2 separate regions of the Homo sapiens genome follow, and region 1 is linked to region 2. Evidence: read pairs that join two places in POLR2A ChIA-PET (ENCODE). Cell type or tissue: CD4-positive, alpha-beta T cell. All regions are shown on one strand. Each heading gives the region's core, and the rest is flanking DNA. Links, peaks and the distances in the headings are about the cores only. Region 1 overlaps RPL34-DT (RPL34 divergent transcript). Region 2 overlaps LEF1 (lymphoid enhancer binding factor 1).

Region 1 (6,538 bases), core at 524-5,523, 500 kb before region 2:
TGTAGGAGTAGGGACTGTTCCTTGTCTTTGTATTTTCCCGAAGTGCAGGTGCAGAGCACAGAGTATGTATCTCACAAATATTTCAGTTAAACTGAACTATGTAAGAACATTCTCTCCATGGTCATTCCTACTCTTGCAAATTTGCAGCATCTCTGAAATCCTTCAGAATAGCTCACGGATCCTGATTTTTTGCTACTTTATTCATTCATCAACTTACCGATTTACTCATAAGCGTTTGAGGGTTCTTTTTGTGTCAGTGCAGTGCCAGGGACTGGAAATATTGAAGTAAAACTACAGTCTTTCACTCCTAAGCTCCGATGATTCCCCCTCCCCACATTTATGTCCTGCTCCCCCACTTCTATATTTACTAATGTCAACCCCAAAATATAAATTATATAAGCGATAATTCTGGCCGGGCACAGTGGCTCACGCCTGTAATCCCAGCACTTTGGGAGGCCAAGGCAGGCGGATCACTTGAGGTCAGGAGTTCAAGAACAGCCTGGCCAACATGGTAAAAGCCCATCTCTACTAAAAATGCAAAAATTAGCCAAGCATGGTGGCAGGCACCTGTAATCCCAGCTACTTGGGAGACTGAGGCACAAGAATCGCCTGAACCCAGGAGGCAGAGGCTGCAGTGAGCTGGAATCACGCCACTGCACTCCAGCCTGGGTGACAGAGTGAGACTCCATATAAAATAAAAATAAAAATAAATTATATAAGCAATAATTCATATATTTTTTAAAAAACCAAAACTCTTCTTGAAAATTCTTATAACTGTTATAGGCTCAAGCACCATTACCTCAGAATATGGACTTCCATGAATCCTGAGAGACTTTCTGCTGAATCTGGGCCTTGCATTCATTTTCCTCTCCAAAGGATTTAAAAATTCTTAAAGCCTTGGCCATTCACTACATTTCTCACCTCACTCCCACCCCCCAGTACCCATTTTTCAGCCTTGCATCAGTTCTCAAACTGTTGCTTCTACCTGATCTAATCTCTCTGAGGGGAGGGCACTTCAACATATTTTAAAAACTTACCCCTTCGTTTATTCTGTTCTCTTCCTCTGTCTTTTCTATTTGTGTTTTGTGCCCCTTACCCTACCCTGATTTCCAGCCTTAATCCCTATACCCTACCAAATGCAGACGGAAAAAACATTTTTTAAAAACTTCTAATTTTGTGTCTTTCATAAAGATTCAGTCAAGAATAAACCACAACAAGCAAGTGTGACAGAAATGTGCAGGAGTCTAATTGTCTAAACTAATTAAAAGAGACCAAAAAATTATATCATGGTTCTTTAGTTGCAGGCAACAGAAGCCAACTCTGGGTAACAAGCAAAAAGGGAAGGAGAAGGATGCAAGGGCTGCTCAGAGAATAGATAATATAATAAATATTAATGACAATAATATGAGACTGAAGACACCACATGGTAAGAAAGAGGTAAAACATCTGTCCTTTCTCAAGAAACCATTTTTTTGTTGTTGTTTGTTTGTTTTTTGTTTTAGAAAAAGGTAAAACAGGTATGAGAGAAAGAGTTTGAAGGACAGCTCATGTCTTATTGAGTGGGAGAAGGTTAGATAGCCAACATTGAGGATGTGGCATTTGAAATACGCCTTAAGACACTGGTAGAATTTCCAAAGGCAAAGGTGTTTCACAAAGAAGAAATAACACAACAAAAGCCTGAAGATGGGAAAGTATAGGATATGCCTACAAGGGCAAGTTGTGGTCATATTAGGAAGACCTTGAATGCCACGCTAAGGAATCTGTATTTAATTTGTAGACACTGAAAGTTGCTTAAAGTGTCTGAATGAGAGAGTTACATGGTTAAAATGTAATTGAATTTTGGAAAACAACGATGGCACCAAATAAGAGAGTGATCCTTTAGTGCCCATGCTAGGGGAACCTGCTTTGGTCTAAATCTTATTCCATCTCCTAAAAACTGATTTATAAGTGGAATGATGCAAAGAAGGGAAATGATTACAGCTGATCCATTTCCCTTGGAAACACTAGCTATCGATTCCTTTATCCCCAGAGCTGTCTGTCTGGTATAATAAATATTAATAACAATAATATGAGACTGAAGATACCACGTGGTTAGGAAAGAGGTAAAACATCTGTCCTTTCTCTTTTTTTTTTTTTCTCAAGAAACCAGTTTAAAAAAAAAAAAAGTAAACAGGTATGAGAGGAAGAGTTTGAAGAACTCATGTCTTATTGAGTAAGAGAAGGTTAGAGTAGCCAACATTGATTCTTGTTCTTCTTGAATCCTGGCTGTTCAGCTTTTCCTCCACTGATTTTTATCAGTGGAAGCCAAAGAACTCTAACTGATGCAAGAGACAGTTGCAATAGCAGGTGCTCACTAGAGGTTTGCTCATCATCCATGTGGTTTATCAGATATGAGCAGATGAGTTTTTAACTCTATCACAGCTCTAAAAGATCTACTGAGAAAAACATCCTTAAAGAAAAGGCAGTCAAAGAAAGTTCTAATGGCAATATTTATTAATATTACTTAAAAGGCCAAACTCTATAGCCGATAAGATAAAGCAAAGGGAAAGTAAAGAAACTTTTGTTGGGATGTTTTAGGCTGATATATTTATATCAGCATACGAATGAGTGATTCAACCTACTAGTTATTGAGGAATATTACAAAGCAAAAGCAGTGTGGTTCTGGTGTAGGAACAGATGAACGGAACAGAGGGAGAGTTCAGAAATAGATCTGTGTGCATATGGGAATTTGATATACAATAAATGTGGTAAAAATGGAAAAGAATGCCTTGTTTAGAATATAGTATTGGGAAAACTGGCTCATCATCTGGAGAAAAAGCTGGACTTTTACGTTACACTATAGAAAGATGGACTCTAAATGAATTAAAGACCTAAATGAGACAGGTGAGTATTCAGAACCAGAAGAAGAAAATAAAGAATTATCTTTGTGGAGTTTATTAAACCATTGAAGTACAAACAATAAGTGGAAAATTGATGACTTAGCTACATTAATGTTACAGCATTTTTTTCAGCAAAGGTTACCAAAAACAAAGTTAATAGACAAGGAGAAGATAGTTGCAGCATCAAAAACAAAGGATAATATTTACATCAGTGCTGTCCACTAGAAATGAAATGTGAGTCACATATGTAATTTAAAATTTTTAGTCACATTAAAAACTAAAACCATTCTGGCCAGGCATAGTGGCTCACGCCTGTAATCCCAGCACTTTAGGAGGGTGAGGTGGGTGGATTGCTTGAGCTCAGTTCAATACCAGCCTGGGCAACACGGTGAAACCCTGTCTCTACAAAAAATACAAAAAAAATTAGTCAGGCATGCTGGCTCGCACCTGTAGTCCCAGCTACTTGAGGGTCTGAGGCTGGAGGATCACTTGAGCCCAGGAGGCAGAGATTGAAGTGAGCTGAGATTGCACCACTGTACTCCAGCCTGGGCAACAGAGTGAGAACCTGTCTCAAAAAAAAAAAAAATGTATAAAGTCATTGTTTCTGATTTTTATTATGAAGAGTTTCAATTTCAACATAAATTGTTGTTCCTGTCTGGCTAAATCACTAATAAGCTCTTCCTTTCTTTTGGAGTTTAAAATTTAGCTCTTTCATATGTAGTGTGATATCTGTGAGAAAACATAAATCATATTGTCATTTTGTCTTTGATTATTGAATATTCCTTCCAATTCAGGAACATATTAAATTGGAGTTAAAAGTACTTTCTAAAAATTCTTGGCCGGGCGCAGTGGCTCACGCCTGTAATCCCAGCAATTTGGGAGGCCGAGGCGGGTGGATCACGAGGTCAGGAGATTGAGACCATCCTGGCTAACATGGTGAAACTCCATCTCTACTAAAAAAAAAAAAAAAAAAAAAAAAATTAGCCGGGCTTGGTGGCGGGCACCTGTAGTCCCAGCTACTTGAGAGGCTGAGGCTGGAGAATGGCGTGAACCCAGGAGGCAGAGCTTGTAGTGGGCTGAGATTGTGCCACTGCACTCCAGCCTGGGTGACAGAGCGAGACTCCATCTCAAAAAAAAAATAAAAATAAAATAAAATAAAAATTCTTCCACAACTATTATCAATGAGCACAGGCAGAGAACACAAGATTAAGAAAATCAGTCTTAATTCTATCAGTCTATTTCTTTCAAAAGTTCCATAACTTGGCAATGATTTATAGCATTAGTGTATAGATACTAAATGACATTTATTTATTTATTTAGAGGCAGTCTTGCTGTGTCACCCAGATTGGAGTGAAGTGATGCGATCTCGGCTCACTGAAACCTCTGCCTCCTGGGCTCAAGCGATTCTCCTGCCTTAGCCTCCCGAATAGCTGGGATTACAGGCACCCGCCACCATGCCGAGCTAATTTTTGTATTTTTAGTAGAGACTGGGTTTCACCATGTTGGCCAGGCTGATCTTGAACACCTGACTTCAGGTGATCTGCCTGCCTTGGCCTCCCAAAGTGCTGGGATTACAGGTGTGAGGCACCACGCCTGGCCCTAAATGACTTTAAAGTAATTGTACTCCATAACAGTTTTCATATGGTGTGCTTTAAAAAACTGAGCACAAAGATTTTCAATACATATCATACAGTGGAACAAAGCAATAAATGAAATAGAAATCTCTTGTCTTACCATTCCAACAAATCTGGATTTTTACCTAACATATATGGGCCACCATCTGTCATTATAGGCACAAATTCTTCTTTGATGGTTATAAAAGATGAAAAACTGCTCCAGAAATTTAGGTGTTTTTAATTCAAATTTAATAAAACTTCATAGTTTTGGAAGTCCTTTGAGACACAAATATACCCAAAGTATTAATAGACATTGTCATTTTTTTGAGATAGAGTCTCACTCTGTAGCCCAGGCTGGAGTGCAATGGTACGATCTTGGCTCACTGTAACCTCCACCTCCCAGGTTCAAGTGATTCTCCTGCCTCAGCCTCCCGAGTAGCTGGGTTTCCAGGTGCCTGCCACCACGCCTGGCTAATTTTTTTTTTTTTTAATAGAGGCGGGGTTTCACCATGTTAGCCAGGCTGGTCTTGAACTTGTGACCTAAGGTAATCCACCCGCCTTGGCCTCCCAAAGTGCTGGGAATGCAGATGTGAGCCACCATGCCCGGCTGACATTGTCTCTTATATCACATCATCCATTTTAAAGCTAAAGAAAAGTACTTGTAATTTTTTAAATTGTTAATCAATTGATCTTTGATACTGTATCGTTGGAAAGTTCTTGTAATCTATGGGCCATTTTTTAATGGCTTAGTTGAAGGTCTTTCACTTTTTGTAAAATATCTTCTTTAGTCTTTTTCTCATAATTTTCTAGCAAAATTTCCACAACTGAAATAATTTGTTTTACTATCTGACTTAAAATGACTTTCATTTTTCATCCCTCCCTTTCCCCTCCCTCCCTCCCTCCCTCCCTCCCTTCCTTCCTTCCTTCCTTCCTTCCTTTTCTGTTTCCTTCCTCCCCTCCCTCCTTTCTTTCTGTAAGAATCCAACACATCTTTTAGCTGTCTAAAATTACAAGCTCAGGGGCCAGGTGCGGTGGCTTATGCCTGTAATCCCAGCATTTTGGGAGGCTGAGGTGGGCAAATCAACTGAGGTCAGGAGTTTGAAACCAGCCTGACCAACATGGCAAAATCTCATCTCTACCAAAAAATACAAAAAAATTAACCAGGCCTGGTGGCGTGCACCTGTAGTCCCAGCTACTTGGGAGGCTGAGGAATGAGAATCGCTTGAACCTGGGAGGCAGAGGTTGCAGTGAGCCAAGATCGTGCCACTGCACTCCAGCCTGGGCAACACAGCAAGACTCTGTCTTAAAAACATAAATAAAATAAAATTATAATCTCAGATCCTGTTAAGAAGCATTAAGGATTTTTTGGTCGTATATTCAACTCCTATTTTGAACTACAATTTTGATTTCTTTTTTGACTTCCAAGGGGAAATGTCTTACCAAATTCATTATGTATTTACTTAAAATGTCTCTTAATATTGTCTAATTTATTGCTTAAAATATTTTTTACACACAAATAGCTTTTTTCATTTTGCTGTGTTACAGCAAATTGCAATTTCCATTCATCGTAGAATTTGTGACATGCTTTCTTTCAGTCCTTTTCTTTTTTTTTTTTTCTTTTTTGAGACGGAGTCTTGCTCTGTCCCCCAGGCTGGAGTGTAGTGGTGCGATCTTGGCTCACTGCAAGCTCTGCCTCCCGGGTTCACGCCATTCTCCTGCCTCAGCCTCCCGAGTAGCTGGGACTACAGGCGCCCGCCACCACACCTGGGTAATTTTTTGTATTTTTAGTAGAGACGGGGTTTCACTGTGTTAGCCAGGATGGTCTCGATCTCCTGACCTCATGATCCACCCGTCTCGGCCTCCCAAAGTGCTGGGATTACAGGCGTGAGCCACTGCGCCCGGCATTTTTTTTTTTTTTTTTGAGACGGAGTCTTGCTCTGTCCCCCAGGCTGGGGTGCAATGGCACGATCTTGGCTCACTGCAACCTCTGCCTCCTGGGTTCAAGCGATTCTCCTGCCTCAGCCTCCTGAGTAGCTGAGATTA
Region 2 (6,538 bases), core at 948-5,947:
CCCCAGCAGCCACACAGTGTGTATCAATGCCTGACCTCCCAACATCCTAGCACCATTGAACTCCCAACAGGTCATTACCACTGTTTTTTGCCTGTTTCCAACAGCCGAGCTCTTTGCATACTCAGATCACTAGCTGCTGAGCCTTGTAGGGGAATTAGGGCAGGGTCGATTTCACAGATGAGAAGATACAGTGTCAATAGTCCACCATAAGACTAGGACCTAAATCCTGCTGCCACTTTTTTTGTATGTCAGTACTTTTACTTTTTAACCTGAGACAGGTTCTCAGTCTGTCACCCAGGCTAGAGTACAGTGGCGCAATCACAGCTCACTGGAGCTCCCAAGCTTAGGTGATCGCCCACCTCAACCTTCTGAGTAGCTGGACTGGAAGGGTGCACCACCATGCCCTGCTAATTTTTTTGTATTTTTTTGTAGAGACAGAGTTTCGCCATGTTGCCCAGGCTGGTTTCGAACTCCTGAGCTCAAGCAATTCACCTGCCTTGGCCTCCCAAAGTGCTAGGATTACAGGCGTGAGCCACCACGCCTGGCCTGTATGCCAGCACCTTTCTTGCCTCCCTCTACCTCATTTTTTCTTTACTCTTCCTCCTCTGATTAAATAAGGTAAATGGTAATAAATGACAGTTAGGGCTGGAAATATATATGGTGGCTACAAAAGATAAAGAATCACTTTTTGCAGGCATCTCCTGTTTTCCCCTCCTTTCCTCCCTTCAGGCAGGAGTTGTGTGGCCTGCAAGATGGCCTGGTTGCTGGAAGGTGACTTAGTCAATGATGCAGTTCATTGGCTGGGTCCCCAGGTACACTCAGCAGGTGGTGCTTTCAAAGATTAGCTACAGGCCAATGTGCTGAGAATCAGGATAATAATGCATCTCTTGTGCAGTCATCACAGCTTTAGATACATTCAGGAAAAAAGCCAGTGGGAATGGAAGGAAGGCAGAGACTGTCACAACCACCTGGGCACATCTTGCATTTCTTCATTTGTCCTTACAGGGGCTCTGTTTGCATCATTAACATGAATAATTCTTTCTTCCTTTTCATTATGTGTTCTTTCATTTGGTGTATCCTATGGAAATATTGGGGGTAGTTATTGATTAGCACTATATTTTGCCTTGGAAGAACTTAGAGAAAATTACTGATCCAATTTTACCCAATTGTTAGGTCATCTTTCTATATACTAGTTTACCTATCTTTCATCCAATTTAGTAAGTGTTCATCTTCATTGAAATGCCATAAAATGAGTTGTAACCTAGAGTCTGGACAGATTTCAGAGATATTATGGTTCTAGGACCTACTCAAAGTTTGAAATAATAGGAAAGATTGCAGTGTGCTTACTAAGCAGCCATGAAGGGCTGTGAATTCTGCATATTTTCTGTAATTCTTACTACAAAACTGTAAGGTGGATATTATCTTCATTTTACAGCTGAGGAAGCAGCGGTTAAGTCACTCAACGAGGATGATGGAAGGGAGCAGGGTCGAGGTTTGAGGCCAGGTCTGTCAGTCTTGTCGCATACCTAGGAGACCCGCATGATGTGCCCATTGCAGGGGGTGGGGCACAGATCAGCTGTGGTGATTTCCTGAGAGAAGCAGTGATACCATTCTTAGGAGAGTAAAGAAAGAAAGAACATTGATATGTCTGTCTCTTTAGTGGGGAAAAAAGCTCCATTGTGTTTTTTTGCTTTAAAATATCCATAAAAATTCAATCTCAAAGACAATTGCAATCATCCTATTAGCAACCTTCTAGGCAACAGACAAGCAGTAGTTTCACTAGGGGCGTAGTAAGGCTATTAAGTTGTAGAGATAGTAAATGCCTGCAATGTATCATGTTTGAGAAAAATTCTGACTTCAGAGAAACAAGAATAGTGAAACTTGTTAATTTTAGAAAGTGAAAACATGCTCTATAAGGAAATGGTTTATAATACTTAGTGACCCCTGCTGCTGTACTCAAAATAGGAAAGGCAGAAACATTTAACAGTTAAGTATTGTTTGGAGAATGTTAATTTTCTACTTGGAAAACTGTTTGCCAACAATGCCACCTGCCATTCTTCTGCATCTCCCCTCCTACTGGAGGCTTCGTGCTCTTGCTGAAGAGAACAGTTCTAATACAAATCCTCATTACTTTCCCTTTCACACCTTTCCCCCACTAGACTTTAAAAGTGATAATTGCTTGAAATACTGGGAGAAACTAATTTGTATTGGTAAAGCTCCCGTGAACTTCAAACAAATCTGTGTTCTCTAATGGTGACTTCTTTTTAATTATGAGGCTGGGCAGGTGTGTATTTTGTAGACCTGCTGTGCCTGCCCCCCTTCCCCAAGAGCCTCCCATCTCAGCCTGGGACACTTGATGATGGAAAATAACTTCTCTGGATTAAAAAAACCATCTCTATGTATACAGTAAGAGGCCATAGTTTAGAACCTGAGGGAATGTCTTATTCAGTACCCTGAATGTTTTGCCTTCTGTTTTCTAGATTAAAACTTACATTAGATGGGAGTGGTAATATCTAGTGCCTATTGGTCACCATTCTAAGCACTTCACATGTTTTGTTTTAACACTTACATAGTACTTGCTATGTGCCAGATGCTGTTCTAAGTGGTTTGCAAATATTAATGCATGTCCTGCTCATACAGTCCTTCAAGGGTCACTCTGTTCTTAATACCATTTTACAAATGAGGAAAAACTAGGCACATGGAGATGGAGAGACTTACCAAAGATCACCCAGTTGGTAAGTGACAGAAGTGATATTCAAACCCAGGCAGTCTGTCTCTGGAGTTCATGCTTAATCACCTTCCATACTGGAAAACAACTTGTCCCTTTTTCATTTTTAGAGGCCTTTCTAGGTGATTACAGCCTCCAGCAAGTCAACAGCGTTTAGCTTCTGTCTGTTAATAATTGAAATGAATTGAGCGCCGAGGAAGTGCTCAGGCTAAAAACACTGAGACGTAATAGTTGATGGCCTTACAAGGAGTGGATTTCTCTTCTTTCCTCCAATTTAATTAGTTCTGCACAGGGGCTAACTGAAATATGCCTAAAGATTGCATGCCCACAGCAGATAAGTAGCTTCTAGCAGATTTAACAAATTACCCTTTGTCTGCCAAGCTCCTTTGTTATCAAAACTACATCCCTAGGTAGAAATGTTAAGTTTTTGCACATCAAAGTTTGCATGCTAAGCTGGGGACACTGGAGAGACCTATTGAATTTGATCCTTGGTCTGGTTCCAATCCTGTATTCCTGGTTGCAGATACAAAATGAAATACACACATAAGTCAACTCTATTTGTACGATCTTCAGTCCAGATCTTTTTAATGTAATTAAGAGGGTAAGAGTATGAAGGAGGAGAGAGAAACTTGCAGCTCAACAGGAAGAGCTCGTTTGCTTGTTTTCTGTTTATTTTTTATCCTAATATTTAACTGCTAATCCTAACGCAGTGCATGTGTATCTTATAAATAAAGAAACTGAGAAGTTAGTGATTTGTATTGGTTTCTTGAGTGATCCTGTTTACCACATGGAAAAGTCTGGTGAGATGAACAAGTGGGACTGCAGCACTTGCATGTTTCTCCTGACAGTGTGGCTGCTCTTATTTTGATGGAAGTATCCCCAGTTCCAAGACCACTGGACATCTCCCACATTTTAATATAATTTATTTTATACATACAGAAGGAGAACAGCATCTTTATGTCATGCTTTAGGTTGGATAGGAAAAATCAAGTCCAGAAAAATATTATTAGCGCTGCATCTCTTAACCAGGTCAGGTTGCAAGGAGAAAGGGTATACTACGAGTGAGTCAAATCTAGAAGAAGCTGAAAGTAAGAAAGAGGTGCTATGACAAACTGATTGCAGATAAGATGATGATAATCTAAGACCTTTTTTTATTACCAGCACAATGTTAGGCTTGTTACAAAACAGTCATCTCTTGCAAAGCACCTGAAGGTTGATGTGGAAAGTCTGAGCAACTGGAAAGGAAACCTCAAAGTCGAAGCACACTGTTAAAAGCTGTGTATCAAGGTTGAGGTCCTTTGTAACTATACACTTTCCAGAGTGATTGAATAGATGGTTGGGTCTCATCGAAACTTGCATCTCTCTCTTGAATTAAAGCGAAGACCAGCCTCACTTTGTAGCTTGCTTTGCTTTTCCCTGTCCCTGCCCAGGAGACCTGTCCCTTTCTAGCCCGCTTTAGCACTGTGGATGTCTGACTCTGAATTGAATTGTGAGAGCTGTGCTTTCTGGGGATCTCCTAGCTGTAAGCATCTAGAAGATCAGTATAAGCATCTTCATGTGGTAATTGTCCTTTTGAGTTATGTGCCTGTAGTAGGTTTTCTGTCTGTTGTTCTTTCTCTTATCAGTAACGGGGAAAATGGCAGTGAGAAGCAGCATGTTGGGGGGCGGGGGTGAAGAGTGAAATTGGACTGTTAGACTCCATGATAGTCAAAGGACATAACATCCTATTTTACTGTCCTTCAGAAGAGCTAAAATGTTCTCAGAGAGTGACAAAAAGATGATAGTTACTTCCTTGACAGCAACATAGGGAGAAACTTTATGAAAAGCTAGAAAATTTATATGCATCTGACTTCAGTGACTATCCAAAATAAATTTCAAAGTATACAATTTTTTTTTTTACAAGACAGCTCAAGTAGCACCACCATTTCCCTTTAAAAAAAATAAAATAAGCCTTTTCCCTGATTGTAAGGATTATGCACAATATTCTAGATAAAAATTTTGGAAAGCATAAGAGACGAAAATTACCTATAGTCTCACAAGTTAATATTGTGGTTTACATTTCAGTGCATATACTTCTGGTCTTTTTTTCTCTTTGTAGACTTTCTACGAAATTTCATATTTTTCCCAGAAGTCAGGCTGCTAGATCTGTGTGATCTTTACCAAAAAAAGAAAAAAAAAAAAACACCTTTCTCTGTCTCTCTGCTTATAAATTCTATCAAGTTTGCCTGCAAAGGTCATTGACCTCAGCTCTTCTTCCGAGGCATGGGTCCATATATTCGTGCAGAATAAAACCAATAAAAGTCATAATGAGGGGCAGAGAGAGTGGATTGTTTAAAGGCTCACTCCTTTCGAGCAAGATCAATGAGTCTTTTTATCTTAAGAGGCATGTGAGATGTGGGGTTTTTTTGTATTTTCCAATCATGCACAAGTGACCAGCCAGCTGTTGGACTCTGGGTGACAATGCTTGTATCTGACCTGCTGTCTGATTTTTTCTCATTCTTCTGTCACTACCCATTTTTCAACCTGTGTCCGCCTCCATGCAGATGGGTTTCCTCTCTCTGTGCACTCACAGAAGTAGAAAAGGAATGTAAATATGTGTAAACTCCCCTTCATTGGTGAGTGTTTTTAGATGACCATGTAATGTCACTTTTTCTTGCATATTTTTGACCAACTTGACTGGGTTTTGGAAAAATAATTTGTATTTCTCCCACTGATCTTTGCAACTCATCCAGGATAGGTAGTCTTCTGGAGCTATGGGATGGCTCGGAACCAGAAGTTGAGCTTTAGAGTCTAGTGCTGGCTCTACCACTTTGCAGCCCGATGACCTCATACAAGTCACTTTATAACTTGTGTTGCATGAAACGACAACAAAAGTACCCTAATGTGTGTACATCAGTGCACCATATTGTCGCTGGCTTGCTTCCACTGGACACTGAAAATGAAGCCCATCATCTTTCCTCATCCTGCCTGCCTGCCCCATCCTAGTCCGTAAAGGCAGCCTCAATCTTGAAAACCTGGAAGCCTCTTTCTCCTGGCCTTTCCCCTTCACCCGGCACACCCAGGCTGTTACTGTCTTCTTCCCTTCCTTATTACCTCCTGCCTGGAGTTTCATCTCCTAATGGCTGGTTTTGTTCTTAACATTACACATTATAGGTGTTTGCATATATGTCTTACCTCCTTGAGTAGATACTAAGTTTCTTGGGAATAGTGATGAGATTTTACTTATCTTTGTCTCCTTGTCATGCTTCCTTGGGATAGCACCTTAACATGGTAGGCATTTATTTACTTAAGTACTTTTTGAGTTGGATAGGTGAAATTGACTGATCAGACCGTTGATCTCCCTGAGCCATATCTGGGCTCACCTCTGAGCATTTGTGACTGGGTCTGGTAGTAGCTTTGTATCCCAGGTGGGGCACTGGATTCGGGGTGGCAACATTTGGAGCCCGACTGCAGACCCAGCTGCCTGACTTGTCTGAATATCACTTTCGTCATTGACTGACTGAGGGTGGTTAGAATTTATTGAACGCTTAGGCTCCTTCAGCTCTGGAATTCTACATTAATAAACTGCTTTGCACTTGATTACTTTGAAGTGGAAGTTTCCCCCCTTTCTTTATAAGGTAAATGAATATTTCATCTCAAGCCCAGGAGTCACTTTGCACATATCCTGTGATGGGAGGCTAATGAAAGCTTTGATAGAGACCTTAAATTGGGAGAGATGGGATCATATCCATTGCTCTATCATAAGAATTTCACCAGGTCTATAGAGAAACGAGATAGAAGACTTAAAATTTTCATTCATAGCTGTACAAC

Evidence for each region. ChIA-PET counts read pairs that join two places held together with the same protein. Peaks named below come from ENCODE experiments on the same cell type or tissue, not always from the same donor. Only the 100,000 strongest peaks of a DNase experiment are listed, where the experiment ranks them.
Region 1: POLR2A ChIA-PET joins it to region 2 with 5 read pairs; 2 of 35 experiments call an interaction of 5 or more read pairs at or near these places.

What each region holds. Positions count from the first base shown.
Region 1 is chr4:108,603,411-108,609,948 of GRCh38, reverse strand. All of the region lies in intron 1 of RPL34-DT (RPL34 divergent transcript), which reads left to right. Among named protein-coding and RNA genes, the nearest start is that of RPL34-DT, 14 kb to the left of the region's middle. In CD4-positive, alpha-beta T cell, for the core only: no CTCF peak of the experiment used is centred there; no DNase peak of the experiment used is centred there.
Region 2 is chr4:108,105,639-108,112,176 of GRCh38, reverse strand. The region is part of intron 3 of LEF1 (lymphoid enhancer binding factor 1); the gene reads left to right. Among named protein-coding and RNA genes, the nearest start is that of LEF1-AS1, 59 kb to the left of the region's middle. In CD4-positive, alpha-beta T cell, for the core only: no CTCF peak of the experiment used is centred there; DNase peaks (open chromatin) are centred at 3,946 and 4,866; H3K4me3 peaks cover 1,078 bases; H3K27ac peaks cover 4,271 bases.